Regions from separate parts of the Homo sapiens genome. Here region 2 is linked to region 1. The links are chromatin loops, found by intact Hi-C in ENCODE. Cell type or tissue: GM12878. All regions are shown on one strand. Each heading gives the region's core, and the rest is flanking DNA. Links, peaks and the distances in the headings are about the cores only.

The links. Hi-C counts contacts between places; a loop is a spot of excess contacts. Peaks named below come from ENCODE experiments on the same cell type or tissue, not always from the same donor. Only the 100,000 strongest peaks of a DNase experiment are listed, where the experiment ranks them.
Region 2: it touches region 1 in a loop (2.1-fold over the local background); 22 of 110 quality-filtered maps call a loop at or near these places.

The regions. Positions count from the first base shown.
Region 1 is chr11:9,515,352-9,520,735 of GRCh38, reverse strand. It overlaps ZNF143 (zinc finger protein 143), which reads right to left. Exons shown (of 16, transcript NM_003442.6): 14 at 4,374-4,535. Among named protein-coding and RNA genes, the nearest start is that of WEE1, 56 kb to the left of the region's middle. RefSeq lists an enhancer at 4,484-5,024. In GM12878, for the core only: no CTCF peak of the experiment used is centred there; no DNase peak of the experiment used is centred there.
Region 2 is chr11:9,563,405-9,568,788 of GRCh38, reverse strand. No RefSeq gene overlaps it. Among named protein-coding and RNA genes, the nearest start is that of WEE1, 7.6 kb to the left of the region's middle. RefSeq lists enhancers at 2,677-2,786, 4,936-5,384. In GM12878, for the core only: no CTCF peak of the experiment used is centred there; a DNase peak (open chromatin) is centred at 2,618; H3K4me3 peaks cover 324 bases; H3K27ac peaks cover 1,075 bases.

The DNA of each region.
Region 1 (5,384 bases), core at 253-5,252:
CTCACTGCAACCTCCACCTACCGGGTTCAAGCAATTCTCCTGCCTCAGCCTCCTGAGTAGCTGGGACTAAAGGTGCACACCACACCATGCTAATTTTTTGTATTTTTAGTAGAGCCAGGGTTTCACCATGCTGGCCAGGCTGGTCTCGAACTCCTGACCTTGTGATCCACCTGCCTCAGCCTCCCAAATTCCTGGGATTACAGGCATGAGCCACTGTGCCTGGCCTCTTTTTTATTTTTTTTAGAAGACAGGGTTTTGCTCTGTCATCCAGGCTGTAGTACAATGAACATGGCTCACCAAAGCCTCAACCTCCTGGGCTAAGTGATCCTCCCACTTCAGCTTCAAGAGTAGCTGGGACTACAGGCATATGCTGCCATGCTTTGCTAATTAAAAAAAAAAAAAAAAAAAAAAATTGGACAGGCACAGTGGCTCAGCACTTTGGGAAGCCGAGGCGGGTGGATCACCTGAGGTCAGGAGTTGGAGACCAGCCTGACCAACATGGTGAAACCCCCTCTCTACTAAAAATACAAAAATTAGCTGGGCATGCTGGTGGGTGCCTGTAATCCTGCTACTAAGGAGGCCGAGGCAGGAGAATCACTTGAACCCGGAAGGCGGAAGTTGCAGTGAGCCGAGATTGGGCCACTGCACTGCAGTCTGGGCGACAGAGGGAGATTCCGTCTCAAAAAAAAAAAAAAAAAAAAAAAAAAAAATTGGTGGAAACAGTGTCTTGCTACATTGCCCAGGTTGGTTTTAAAATCCTGGGCTCAAGCAATCCTCCGACCTTGGCCTCCCAAAGTGCTGGGATTACAGGTGTGAGCCACTGCGCCCAGCCTATTTTTTAAAAACGTTTTAACCACAAGAAGCAGCACTGAACAAATGGAACTCTTAGACATTGCTAGTGGGAGTGTATGACAGCCCAGCCACTTTGGAGAATTGTTTGGTACTATCATAGAAAGGTAAATATGCCTCTATTCTATGACCCAGCAATTCCACAAATAGGTATTTATCCAAGACAAATGAGAGTATATGTCTACAAACATATTTTTACTGCCATCTTATTCATAATAGTCAAAAACTGGAAGCATTTCAAATGTTCACCAAGGGGAGAATATATCAACAAGTTGTGGTATATTCTTACAATAGAACACTGCTCAGCAATAAAAAAGAATGAACTGTTATTACATGCCAACAATGTGAATAAATATCCAAAACGTTAAGTAGAAAAACCCAGACACAAAAGAGTTCATACTGTGGTTCCATTTATGTAATGTTCAAGAATAGGCAAAACCAAGCTGGGTGCGGTGGCTCACGCCTGTAATCCTAGCACTTTGGGAGGCCGAGGCGGGCAGATCACTTGAGGTCCGGAGTTCGAGACCAGCATGGCCAACATGCTAAAACCCCATCTCTACTAAAAATACAAAAAAATTAGCCAGGCGCGGGAGGTTGCAGTGAGCTGAGAACGTGCCACTGCACTCCAGCCAGGGTGACAGAGTGAGGCTCTGTCTCAAAAAAAAAAAAAATAGGCAAAACTAATTCAATCACAACAGTTTTTGCCTAAGGAGAGTGAGTACTGACTATAAAGGAATCACAAGGTAACTTTCTAGCGTGATAGAAATGTTCTACATTTTGTTTAGGATGTTAGTTATATGGGTGCATATTTAACATAACTCATTGAATTGTAAATTTAAGATCTGTGCATTTCATTGTTATGTAAATTTTACCTCAATTAAGAAAAAACCAGATTGCAGGCAAATATGAAAAACAGGCTTAACTTCACCAGTGGTCAAATGAAAATAAACAGAATTTAACTTTTGCTTGTTAATTCTGTAAATATTTTAAAAAATCCTCAATGCAAGAGTACAGTGAAAAAGAAAGCTTTTAGATCCATAACACGATTACTAAACCTTTCTGAAAAATAATTTGGCAATATGTAACAAGCAGCTTAAAATAGCTTAAACCGTTAATACAAAAATTTGTTTCCTATGAAAATAACCAGAAGCTTTTTTTTTTTTTTCTTTAAGACGGAGTCTCACTCTTTTTGCCTAGGCTGGAGTGCAGTGGTGCAATCTCGGCTGACTGCAACCTCTGCCTCCTGGGTTCAAGCGATTCTCCTGCCTCAGCCTCCTGAGTAGCTGTGATTACAGGCACCCTGCCACCACGCCTGGCTAATGTTTTTGTATTTTTATTAGAGACGGGGTTTCACCATGTTTGGCCACGCTGGTCTTGAATTCCTGACCTCAGGTGATCCACCCACCTCGGCCTCCCAAAGTGCTGGGATTACAGGCGTGAGCCACCGCACCCAGCCTGCATTTTCTTAATGACTAATGATGTTGAACATCTTTTCATGTGCTTATTGATCATTTTACATTCCCACTAGCAGTATATGAATATTCTAGTTGCTCCACATCTTTGCCAACATTTGGAGGTGGTGGTGGTGGTTGTTTCCTCACCAGTTTCTTAGGAGAAATCAACATTTGGTTTTGTTAGTCTTTGATTTTAGCCATCTTCTTGGGTTTGAAATGCTCTCTCATTGTGATGTTAATTTGCATTTCTTTGATGATAAAAGATGTGCACTTTTTGAGTTATGAATCTTTTGTGGGAGGTCTGTTCAATGAGCAACGGAATGATTTGTACATTTTAAAACACTTTTTTGGCTCATTTTTAACGGTTGTTCATCTTTTCATTGTTGATTTGTAGAAGTTTGTTGCACATTCTCAATACAGTCCGTTTTTAGACTTATATTCAATATAGTGTGTGTATATAGTGTGAATATCTTTTCCTCAGTCTGGGGGTTGTCTGATCTTTTTCTTAACAGTGTCTTTTGGTGAGCAGAATTAATTTTGATTAAGTCCAATTTATCAGTTTTTTCTTTCATTGTTAGTACATTTTGAATACAGTCCAAGTAATCTTTAAGGTTGCAGAAGTATTTGCCTCTCTTGTCTTCTAGAGGCTTTATGATTCTGAGTTTTGCATTTCAGGGTGTATGAGACCACCAACTTCATTCTTTTTTCAAGAGTGAGACTCAACATTGGCCTTTAGCACAGTACAAGAACAGTTTTTAAATATATTACATTATTTATTTTAAGGGAAATGAAAATTAAAACTACGAAAAATACATCAGATTGGCAAAAATTCAAAAGTTTGATACTATCATGGTGACTATGCTGAAGGAGAAGAGGCACTATCAAACCCTGCAGGTAAGAATGGAGACTGGCACAACCCTAGAAGGGAAGTTTGGCAACACTGATCACAATTACGAATACATGTATCTTTGCACCAGCAATCCTGCTCTAGGAATTTATCTAGCATATCTACTCACACATATATATGCAAAATCACATGTGCACAAGGTTATGTGTTGTTTGAAATAGCAAAAGACTTTAATTGCGGCACATCCATACAGTGGAATACAATGCAGCTTAAAAAAAAAACAGAATGAGGAAGTTCTCTATATAATGAAATAGAAAGATTTTGAAGATGTTAAGTTTAAAAGACAACAACAAGATGCAGAACAGACTAGTTTACTATCATTAAAAAAAAAATGGAGGCTGGGCATGGTGGCTCATGCCTGTAATCCCAGCACTTTGGGAGGCCAAGGCCTGGGCAACATAGTGAGACCCTTTCTCTACAAAAAATAAAAATAAAAAATAAAAATTAGCCAGGCATGGTGGTGCACACCTGTAGTCTCAGCTACTCGGGAGGCTGAGGTGGGAGGATTGTTTGAGCCTGGGAGGTTGAGGCTGCAGTGAGCCATGACGTGCCGCTGCACTCCAGCCTGTCTCAAAAACCAGAAGAGAGCTATTATGTTAGCTGTGGGCTAGTTAACAAAAAAGGTAGGGGGAGATGACTATTTACTTATTTGTATTTGTTTGTATATGCTTAATGACTGGAAGAATACACAAAAAACTGATAAAAGTTGATTATCTGTGGAGGCAAGAACAAGTTGATGAAGGCAGGGGTGGGATGAAGACTTTTCATTACATACCTGTATATATTTTTTGAGTTTTAAACCATATGAATATATGACATATTCAAAAAATTAAATAGTAAGTTTTGCAAGTATTTCCTAAGTATCTGATAATGATGATAATAGGAATAGCTACCACTACTGAACACTTAATATATATGTGGGCTGAGTACCTTATATACATTATCTCATTCAATCCTTATATCAACCTTATGGGGTACATGCAACTAGCACCCTACTTTACATATGAGGAAAAACAGGCTCTGAGGGTTAAGTAGCTAAGAAGTTACAAAATATTAGTCACTCCCAAGTTTGTGTGCTTAACTGTTGTACCACATTGCATACCTATGTAACTGTTTTGGTACTGATATATGTATTGATTGACATAACAGAAAAAAGTAATTACCTGTTCCCCTTCTGTACCCTCAGCAGTAACCATAGCAACAGAGTGCGTTCCTGCTGAGGAGATGACTGCATCATGGGCGGGGACTGTGATGGGCGTGCCATCCTGCGTTACCATTGTGATGGTGTTGCCAATGGCCTGCATGTCAGCTTGAGATATGTTGACCTGCAATACAGTGAATTTTACAAAGCAGTCAATGTTTCTTGTTATAGCTGACAATCTTCCATAAGGACCAGGACTAATCCTTGTATAAGTTTGCCCTGTGGATGTAAATAAGCCTTTTAGAATGAAATAAACTCATTCAGTCATCAGAAAAATCAATACAATATTTCTTTTAACAATTCTTATATTTTTATTATTTTTTTATTATTATTATTTTTGGAGACAAGGCCTCACTCTGTTGCCCAGGCTGGAGGGCAGTGATGCAATCATAAATCACTGAAGTCTAAAACTCCTGGGTTCAAGTGATCCTCTAGCCTCATCCTCTTAAGTAGCTCTGACTATAGGCATGACCCATTGCTCCCGACTAATTACTTGTCATTTTTTTTGTAGACATGGGGTCTCAACATGTTGCCCAGGCTGGTCTCAGACTCCTGGCCTCAAGTGATCCTACCACTTCAGCCTCCCAAAAGTGCTGGGATTACAGGTGTGAGCCACTGTGCCCGGCAATACAGTATTTCTTTTCTTTTTCTTTTTCTTTTTTTTTTTTTTTGAGACAGAGTCTCGCTCTGTTGCCCAGGCTGGAGTGCAGTGGCGCAATCTCTGCTTACTGGAAGCTCCGCCTCCCGGGTTCATGCCACTGTCCTGCCTCAGCCTCCCAAGTAGCTGAGACTACAGGAGCCCACCACCACGCCCAGCTAATTTTTTTTTGTGTGTTTTTAGTAGAGACGAGGTTTCACCGTGTTAGACAAGCCGGTCTCGATCTCCTGACCTTGTGATCCGCCCACCTCGGCCTCCCAAAGTGCTGGGATTACAGGCATGAGCCACCACACCCGGCAATACAGTATTTCTTAA
Region 2 (5,384 bases), core at 265-5,264, 48 kb before region 1:
ATCACCTTCTCAAGTATTTTTAATACATATAGCACATGAATATGCATGCATATTCCTATTAACATGAGCCTTGCACTTTGAATGAAATCCTTCAGAACTAGGAACTAACTTTTCTCAGTGATGCAAAGCCTTTAGGAATGTTTCGTTAAGACTAGTCAGCCGTTAGCGAAAGCTGAATCTTTTCTATTAATATGCTCTTTATTCTGGAGAAATAATCAGTTTCTCTAAGGACCCTACTCTGATAGATTTCTAACTTTAAAAAAAAGACACATTAGTCAAATGTCAGTTTTTCACTTAAAAGACAAATAATACGCTTAAAGAGTTCAACTTTCTTCACCTTCCTTGTTATCTTTACCTTTCTCCTTATGCTTGTTCTCACAGCAAGTCTCAATTTATTTCAACCCAGCTCTGTTACCAGCTGCCTATTGGCCTCAGGAATACAAATCTCAGGCTAGAACGTGGTAGCTCCTAGATTGCTCCTGTTTGACTTCCCAGCTATAAATTAGATTTCTCTACTTCATCACGTGCCTTAATAACCTCTGATGGATGTGATTATTTGACCATTTCACCGCATGTTCATCAGCATACCCTGAGAGTACAGTACCGTCAAACTCAATTCTTCTCTAATTGTTCAGTGTTTTTGTTTTTGTTTTTGTTTTGAGACGGAGTCTCGCTCTGTCGCCCAGGCTGGAGTGCAGTGGCACGAGCTCAGCTCACTGCAAGCTCCGCCTCCCAGGTTCACGCCATTCTCCTGCCTCAGCCTCCCGAGTAGCTGGGACTACAGGGGCCCGCCACCATCCCTGGCTAATTTTTTGTATTTTTAGTAGAGACAGGGTTTCACCGTGTTAGCCAGGATGGTCTCAATCTCCTGACCTCGTGATCCGCCCGCCTCGGCCTCCCAAAGTGCTGGGATTACAGGCGTGAGCCTCCGCGCCTGGCCAATTGTTCAGTTTATTAAATGTGAGACTAGCATTATCTCTTGTGAATAGTGTTCAATAAATATAAGTGTGCTTTCTGGCTTGGCATGGTGGCTCATGCCTGTAATCTCAGCACTTTGGGAGGCCGAGGTAGGAGGATTCCTTGGGCGCAGGAGTTTGAGACCAGCCTGGGCAACATAGGGAGACTCCCTCTCTACAAAAAATTTAAAAAATTAGCCGGGCATGGTGCGCCTGTGGTCCCAGCTGCTCTGGAGGCTGAGGTGGGAGGATTGCTTGGGCCTGGGAGGTAGAGGCTGCAGTGAGCCGTGAGCACATCACTGCATTCCAGCCTAGGCAACAGAGCAACACCCTGTCTGGGGAAAAAAAAAAAAGTTATAAGTATGCTTTCAATTATAGCAATGTTGTTTGAGAAAAATTCATAGTTGTTAATGGCTTTATAGTCAGTAATTGCAATATGTGACTCCTGATGTCCCCAAAATTAATTTACTTAATATGGATGGGCTCAAGTTTATGCACAACCAGCTAGGAAGATCAAATCAGAACACAGTATCTATGTAATAAGAACTTGAGAAGCATAACCCAGGAAAAACAACCAGTTAAGAGCTTGTATTTATTTTAATAAAATAAACATTTCTTGTCGTGCCAAATTAATCTTTAAGGACTACTAACATGCAATTTCCATGCATCGTTCTGATATTTATTTAAGATAGATCAAGGGTAGATCATTATATCCTTTGGATATGGGTATATCAATTGTATGGATTCTATATAAAATGTCTGAAGATCTAAGATTTTCATTCAGGTTTTCCTTGGGGTCTCCAGCTAGGAAAGACCATGCTAGGGTACTTAAAGGTTGTATCTGTTCATGTATGAAACAGCTGTAACCAGCCTTATTTATGAAAGGAGCCCTTAGGCCTACTCCTAGTTATCTCAGCAGTTCTCAGCCTTACACAGGCCCCCTAATCTTGAAACACTTCATAGTCCACTGCAATAGGTCAGGCAGTGGTACTAACGCAAGACTTTTCCCAAGAGAAAATACCACTGACCATTTCATTCCTAGATAAGAGAGTAGTTCTCAACCAAGATATTTTAAAATTATAGCTCTCTGAAGCATTTAGCCAAAACATTAGCAAATAACCCCTTCCTATTTGCTATTTTATAATTCTTTTCTATTGGAATGGAACTGAATAGTCCCATTTTCTCCAATATTCCTTTTTTTATTTCCTTTACAGAGGCACAAAGGTTGCTGTTCTAATGTGGTCCCTCCGTTTGGGGTCCCTGACTTCCCGCAACACTGTTCTCTATATTTTTAATGAGTTTCAATAACTGAAAAGTTCACTTCACAGAAATGTCATAAACAGAGGGAACTGTGAGTGCCCAACAGAATGCAGGCACTTATTAAATATTCAGGTGATTGATTAATTGCCTCTCCTTTTGGGTTAGTGACATACACAGGAAATGACCTGAATGACCACAGGGACTGCCAGTTGTTTGCTGGCCACATTGTGATTATTTAAACTGGCTTCGTTCAGATTACTGCAGCACAAAAGACGTGATGACTCTTCTCCAGTGAGTCAAGGGGCCGTGTCTCATTAGGGGAGGGAAAGGAGGTAAGACAGACATCCCATGCTGGTCTTTTGTTAGCAACAGGAGCGTGTTTAGGTATTGCTGTGTTTTGATGACTCAGTGGTGAGTCAACTTTAAAGTTCCATAAAAGGCCTTGTTCAGCTCAGACAGGATTGAGAGATGACCTCATCCAGTATCTAGTTGGGTAGAGAGTAACCAGTTGTGTGTGACATGATAAGCCGATAAGCCGATTGGGAGTGTATACAAGAAAAAAAAAATTACTGGTAAGGATGAACTAGTTTCTAACTACAGAAATCAACTCTGCTTGGCAGTCCTCTATTGAGTGTCTACTACGTTCAAGCATCTTATCCTACCAGCTGCACATTTGCTTAATACAGGTCAGAATATGAGAAAGGCCCTAAGTGCTGCAAAGAGCTGGGGTGCCTTTGCAGGAGCTGGGAGAGGGGAGAATATTTTGGTGCCAACTATATGATAGGCACTGACCCAGATGCTTTACATACTTATTTAATCTTTACGGGAACTCTGTAAGAGAGTTATTTTTATTCACATTTCACAGATGAAAATGAAACACAGGTTAAAAAATGCCTTCATCATACAATCATAGAACTAGTATTACTGAGACTATATTTCTGAAACTTTATTTTTAATTTTAAAATTTAAAAAAAATTTTACATTTACCCATCCAATGACCTATCAATATTTTTTATTTTAGTATTATTTTTTTGAGACAGGGTCTTCATCACCCAGGCTGGAGTGCAGTGGCACAATCATGGCTCACTGCAGCCTCAACCTCCTGGGACCAAGCAATCTTCCCACCTCAGCCTCCTGAGTAGCTGGGACTACAGGCACATGCCACCATACCTGGCTAATTTAAAAACAATTTTTTTTTGTAGAGACGTGGCCTCACTATGTTGCCCAGACCAGTCTCAAACTCCAAGGGATCCTCCCACCTCAGCCTCTCAAAATGTGGGGATTACAGGTGTAAGCCACCATGCCCAGCCTTCTGAGACTTTATTGCTGCTGACTTAAAGCCTGGTTCTTCCTACCCCAGTAAGAAGGGCATAAGGTGAAGGGTGAAACAGGGAGATTTGATGAAGGCAGGGTCACACTGGACCCAGCTGGGAGGCCAGGCTAGTTGAGCAGTGTGATGTCTAGAGTCATCCTTCCAGGTATGCCGGCACACAACTTGATGGTGTGAATGTGGACAATGGGATCCAGGGGGAGTCAGACTTGTACCTTATTTTTTTGTTTCATCATAAAATCCAAATGTATTTTAAACTCTAAAATCAAGAGGAAAAATTACAAAGATTGATATCAGAAAGTAAAGTAAGGGATGAAGAAGTGGTAGAGGGTTGGAGGAAAGTGCTAGTTTAAAATAGTGAAATCAAGGAATGCTTTTCTGAGGAAGTGGCATTTGAGCAGGAACCTGAATGGAGTGAGAAAATCAGCCACAGAGAGATCTGGGGGAAAGTTTACAAAACCAAATATTGGCATTGTTTATTATACTCCATATTGGAAACCACCCAAATTTCCGTTAAATGCTAAAAAACTATAGCTTGCAAAATAATGAGCTGGAACTATATGTACAAAATGAAAAGATGTCTATAAGATAATGGAGAAAAGGGCCAGGTACAGTGGCTCACACCTGTAATCCCAGCACTTTGGGAGGCCAAGGCAGGTGGATCACTTTAGGTCAGGAGTTCTAGACCAGCCTGATCAACACGGTGAAACCCAGACCGTACTAAAAATACAAAAATTAGCCAGGTGTGGTGGTGCATGCCTGTAATCCCAGCTACTTGGGGGGCTGAGGTGAGAGAATCACCTGAACCCTGGAGGCGGAGGTTGCAATGAGCTGAGATTTTACCACTGCACTCCAGCTTGGGTGACAGAGCAAGACTGTGTCTCAAAAAACAAACAAAAACATATAATGGAGAACTGTATAATGATTCAATTAAAAACAAACAAACGAGAAAATTAACCTAAAGCAAACATATTTATCACAGGGAAAACATCTGAAGAAATACAAAAAATTGAAAATTGGGCTGGGCACGGTGGCTCACATCTGTAATGCCAGCACTTTGGGAGGCCAAGGCAGGTGGATCACTTGAGGTCAGGAGTTCCAGACCAGCCTGGCTAACATGGTGAAACCCTGTCTGTAACAAAAATACAAAAATTAGCTGGGTGTGGTGGTGCACGCCTGTAATTCCAGCTAGCTAGTCGAGAGGCTGAGGCACAAGAATCGCTTGAATCCGGGAGGTAGAGGTTGAAGTGAGCCAAGATCATGCCACTGCACTCCAGCCTGGGCGAAAGAGCTAGACTGTCTAAAAACAAAACAAAAATTGAAAATTGGATGGTTGGAAGCAAGATGGCTGAATGGAAGCCTCCATCAATCGTCATCCCTGCAGGAACACCAAACTGAATGATTTTCTACACAAAAAAGCACCATCATAAGAACCAAAAATCAGGTGAGCGATCATAGTGCCTGGTTTTAACTTCCTATCACTGAAAGAGCCACTGAAGAGGGTAGGAAATACAGTCTTGAATTGTACAGCCTTGACAGACCCTTCCCCCACTCCCCAGCAGCTGCTGCATGGCACAGAGAGAGAATCTGTGTGCTTCAGGGAGGGCAAGTGCAGCTATTGTGGGATTTTGCATTGGAACACAGTGCTGCCAACACTGGGCAGAACTCAACCGGTGCCCATAAGGGCAGCATTGGACCAGCCTTACCCAGAGGGGAATCACTCATCCCAGTGGTCAGGACTTGAGTTTTGGCAAGCCTTGCCACCACAGGCTAATGTCCTCTAGGGTCCTAAATAAACTTGGAAGGCTATCTAGGCCACAAGGACTGCAACTCCTAGG